2 separate regions of the Homo sapiens genome follow, and region 1 is linked to region 2. The links are chromatin loops, found by intact Hi-C in ENCODE. Cell type or tissue: natural killer cell. All regions are shown on one strand. Region 1 has its middle 3.8 kb from the start of BEX4. Region 2 holds the start of BEX2 (brain expressed X-linked 2).

Evidence for each region. A loop is a pair of places that touch in the nucleus more often than their neighbours do. Peaks named below come from ENCODE experiments on the same cell type or tissue, not always from the same donor. Only the 100,000 strongest peaks of a DNase experiment are listed, where the experiment ranks them.
Region 1: a loop joins it to region 2, with 4 times the contacts of the local background. A loop is called at or near these places in 7 of 110 quality-filtered maps.

The regions. Positions count from the first base shown.
Region 1 is chrX:103,210,034-103,212,533 of GRCh38, forward strand. No RefSeq gene overlaps it. Among named protein-coding and RNA genes, the nearest start is that of BEX4, 3.8 kb to the right of the region's middle. RefSeq lists a cis regulatory region at 1,046-1,329. In natural killer cell, CTCF peaks have their summits at 1,100 and 1,325; a DNase peak (open chromatin) is centred at 1,188.
Region 2 is chrX:103,309,797-103,312,296 of GRCh38, forward strand. It overlaps BEX2 (brain expressed X-linked 2), which reads right to left and starts at 1,194. Exons shown (of 3, transcript NM_032621.4): 1 at 1,064-1,194; 2 at 562-637; 3 at 1-185. The coding sequence starts at 180. RefSeq lists a silencer at 930-1,019. In natural killer cell, no CTCF peak of the experiment used is centred here; a DNase peak (open chromatin) is centred at 1,235; H3K4me3 peaks cover 1,189 bases; H3K27ac peaks cover 239 bases.

The DNA.
Region 1 (2,500 bases), 100 kb before region 2:
AATAAAGAAAAACAAGAATTTGTACGATATTTTCACTGTTTCAGGTAAGAGTGAGCCTGGAAGGAGTTGGGGAAGAACACACCAGCTTCAGCCTAAATTATTTTTCTCTATTTAATTTGCATATGTTTTTAGCAGGCATTTTAGTAGTCTCCAGTCCAGAAGACATATCATATTCCTCACCTGTGGGGAGCAAGAGTTGGGCAATTCTGAGTCAACATGGCATGCTCAGTTCCCACTGGGTAAATCCGGTAGAGACGGACACGGATATACACACACTCACACACACTCAGCAGAAAGGACTACTGTCCTAAAACTTCTGTTTGACATCAGGGCCCAAACAACATTAAGGCGGTACTCATCTAGTGTGTTAAAAAACAAAACAAAACAAAGCAAAACAAAACAAAAATAACCCTGTTTTTTCTCTGCAGTGGACACCATCTGGGCATCCTCTAACCCAATTCAATTCTGATGTTACCTACCTGGAGATAGCATTAGATCCCACAAGTTGCAGTCTCTGTCCCATAAGACTGTCCCCGCTTCAGACACCAGTGGCAAGTCTCGGCCTCTGGAACTTCTGACCAACCGGCTTCAGGTTAAGATTCCCAAAACCCCTTATTCAGGCTTCATTAATTTGCTAGAGTGGCTCACAAAACTCAGGGACACGTGTGTACTGGCTTATTATGAAGAATATTTTAAAAGATACAGGTAAGCAACCAGATGAAGAGATACATAGGGCAAGGTCTGAAAGTGTCCCGAGCACCGGAGCTCTCGTTCCTGTGGAGTTGGGGTGTACTGCCCTCCCGGCAAGCTGATGAGTTCTTGTTTACCTTCTTGCAGGCCTCCATGAGTTTACCTGTCCAGAGGCTCTCTGTGTCCCATCCCCTTGGGCCTTTTATCAAGATGTCATTAGATAGGCAGGGCTATCATGGACAACCATGTAAAAATGTGATTGAACAAAAAGGGTATAATCTAACACTATTAGACTGAGTAGGGAAACCCAGCAAGGCCTGACTATTCAGATTCTTCTTGGCCTCTCTGTGCAGCATTTCTTCATCCTGGGTATGGGGGAGGACCCCTTCTGAATTGGGGTCTTATTGAGGTAGAGACCCACAGGATTTATTTCCCTGGTCCTGACAGATTAAAGTGAAGAAACGCAAAAACCAGCAGATGGCGACAAAAGCGATCTCTAGCTGCTCTCATTGCTCATTAGTATAAGACGCTCCCACCCAGTGCCACAGTTTACAAAATGCCATGGCAATGGCCCAGAAGTTACTGCTCCTTTCCTAGAAAGTTCTAAATAACCTACCCTTCAATTTGCATTAACCCACTCCCTAATTTGTGTGTAATTGAAAGTGGGAATAAGTGAGTATAAATATAGTTGCCAAGAGCTCATATGTTGCTGATTCTGGGTGCACTGCCTTTGATTTAGCCCTGCTCCACAAAGAGCAGTACTGTTCAAAAACAGGTTGTTGCCCAACACCACTAGCTCACCCTTGATTTATTTTTCGGGGTGAAGCCAAGAAGCCTCCCTGGCTAAGCCCCAAATACGGGAGCTTCCCATTCCTGCATCATTATGACCTACAGTCAGACAAGGTAAATCGGAGAATTTACTTATGGCCACCTCCAAGACAGAAAGGCAGGGGAAAACTAGAGTATATTTTTAGTTTATGTGGTCTGCCTTGGAGAGAAAAAAGGAGTAGGTGAAAGGAGAGCAAGAGAAGGTCAGGGAGAGAAATTCTGTCTTTTGAGGCCTGCTTCTGAAGCCTGAAAGAGCCCCAACATACACGGAAAGACAGTCTTTTTTTTTTTTTTGAGACAGTTTTGCTGTGTCGCCCAGGCTAGAATGCAGTGGTGCGATCTCGCCTCACTGCAAGCTCTGCCTTTCGGGTTCACGTCATTCTCCTGCCTCAGCCTCCCAAGTAGCTGGGACTACAGGCGCCTGCCACTACACCCAGCTAATTTTTTGTACTTTTAGTAGAGATGGGTTTTCACCGTGTTAGCCAGGATGGTCTCGATCTCCTGACCTCATGATCCACCCGCCTCAGCCTCCCAAAGTGCTGGGATTACAGGTGTGAGCCACTGCGCCCGGCCAAGAAAGACAGTCTTTTATGTTTATGGTTCTGAAGCTGTTCCGAAACAAAAGGCCAAATACTTTAATCAAAGATATGCTGATTGTTCTAGCCACTTAGGAAATAACAAAGGCTATGGGAATTATGAGCCAAAAACCACAGATGAATATGTGTATCTCACAGTACCTGTAAGTATAAAATAAAGAAAGAGGTTTTATGCACACCTTTTTTTTTTTTTTTTTTCAGAGAGACCTGCCTCGGCCTCCCAAAGTGCTGGGATTATAGGCGTGAGCCACCACACCTAACCTTTATCCACTTTGTTAGGGACAGAGTGGGTCTCTGGCTCAACAAAAAGCCCAGATAAATCAATGGGGCTTTGGCATATTAGGTCAGCAGAAGGGAAAAGGCCAGTAGAAGGGACAGCAGTATGC
Region 2 (2,500 bases):
CTGCCTAACGCGGAACCGCCTACGGTTTCCTCTAGGCACACAGTATTCACTAACATTCAAAGGTAGGGCCAAGGGCTCCCCTTTATTAGCAACTTGCTCCTTTTCATCTTTTTCATCATTTTCCTGGTTGACATTTTCCACGATGAGATTGTTTAACGCTCGTTCCTCTTTGGACTCCATTACTCCTAGGAGACAGAGAGAAAATGGACTCAATTCTTGGTGAACTGATCAGCACCGAGGACAGAGGCCCGACTACCCACCTTTCAAAATTCAGAGCCCTGGATTTCAAAGGCCTTTTTTAAATTTCATTTTTTTTCCACCAGAGAGGCCCCATGTACCCTCGGGGGGGCGAGGGGAGCCAGTCTGTGCCCTTCTCTCCCGCAAAGCCCACCATCTTCTCTGCAGATCCATCTCCAGGCCTCTGCAGGCACCAAAATGGAGGACGAAGAAGGGGTGGGGGTGGGGGATTGCTAAGTGTGGGGGTGAAGGCACGGATTGGGGTCTCAGACTGGGCTTTCCTCATGTTCTGACCCCCTCCCCACCACCGTCCCTCGCACTGACCTGGGCCTATCCTTGCAGTCTCCTCCTCCCGATTCTCGACGTGAGGTGCGTCGCCGCAACACTTGGCCCCGCAAACCTGCAGACGGCCGGGGTGGGAAGAGTGGGGGCTGCTGCAGCGGAACGCTAGAGAGGACCCGCCGCCACCCGGCCCCTTCCCCACGCCGGGCCCGGGCCCTCCTAGCCGCTCTCGCCCCCCGCCTCAGCCGCCCAGCCCCCCAAGCTGACCACCATTTTCTGCATCAAGAAGGGCGGAGCAGGGGTGTTGGAAAAGCTTGCGCTGGTGACGGAGGCAGGTGCTTCCGAAAGGTCGTAGCCTCAGGATCGCCGGCTCCCGCGGGGCCGGGCACCCCTCCGCTCACACAAGGCTCGCGGTCCCGCGGCGGGGCCCCGGGGCTGCATCGTGGACCGGCTGCGTCTCCGCGCTGCTGCCCGGGGATGGGGCATCCGCAGGCCGGGGCTGCTCCCCCACACCAACCCCAGGGACCCCCTCCGGGTCCCTTACCTGCTCCCCCTCCGCTTCCTACTTTCGGGGCCGTACCTGGCCCGCACGTCCTCAGGGACACCGGGAACAGGTACCACTGCCGAGAAGGGAGCGAGCGACGGCGGTTCTGACGCCACAACGAGGTAAGACTCAGTGTTGGCCGATCACGTGTGGCTGTTGTCATCGCCAGAGGCTCCGCCCCCGTCCCACGCCCCCTCCTGCAGCCCGGAGTCAGGTGGTGCTTTCGGGCCCGCCCCCATCCTCACCGGGAGTCCCTTTTAACATCCCCAGCCTGGGCTCTGCCACTCTTCCTTCTCTGTATATTCTTGAGACTTCCCCTGCTTGCCCAGGAAGGACGGAAGGTATCTTCTCAGGGAGCTGTTGGCCATTCCCACTTCTCTGGGGACTTGCCTCTCTCTGCCCTTGGCTCCCAGGATTCACCTCCTTCTGCCTGTCTACCTCCTTCTGTCCTCCTACCAATATTCTCCGTTTTCTCTCCACTAAAATGAGTGGAAGAGGTGTATCAGGAAAGGAGCACAAGAGAGTAGGCTTTTCTCATTCTTAATACCTTTTCTGTATTATTTCTTTTGTAAAACACAAAAAATTAATATACTTCTTTAAAAAGGAAAAAAAGTTATTTTTACTTGAAAGACGGGATTAAAGTTGGGCAAAATGTCCCAACCACCTGTCCTGTTAAGTCATTATATAAATATAGACTCTACACGCAGCTGCTTTTTTAGAACTTGGAAAAGGACAGGGCAGCTGATGGCTCCCCTTTTGAGGGGCCCCTGGACACATGAGGCCCTTCTATGAAATGAGCTAGTGAGTTGTAGTGCTACAGAACCTTGTTGGGTTTTCATAACTAAAAGGAAAAAAAAGGCCTTTTTCACAAATTTCTGGTTCAAACGATAAGTATGTCTTTATTTAAAGATCAAGTAATCATGTATTTAGGAAATCCAGAGACATCTACGGTAAACCTACTATAGGAGTAAGAATTGATTTTAAGAAGGTTGCAGCTACAAGATAAATATTACAAACGTACTCATAAATTTATTTGAAAATGCAAAGGACCTAGAATAGACAAATAATTTTTTTAAAATATCCTACAAATCTTGAGAGTTACATTATATTATTTCAAGACTTAAGGTGTAATAATAAAGTTAGTGTAGTAGTAAACATAGACCTGTAGATCAATAGAACAGAATAGACTCCAGAAATAGACCCATACGTATGTTGTTAATTAGTTTTTGACAAAGATATCAAAGTAATTCTATATGGAAAGTATAGTCTTTTAAACTAATGGTGCTGAAATAACAGAATTCTTAAAGGAAAAAAAGGAGCCTTGCCTTTTATTTATACTATACACAAATTAATTCAAAATGGATCCTAGGCCTAAATGTAAAAGCTCAAATTAGAAAACTTCTAGAATAAAACATACAGAAAAACTTTACAATCTTT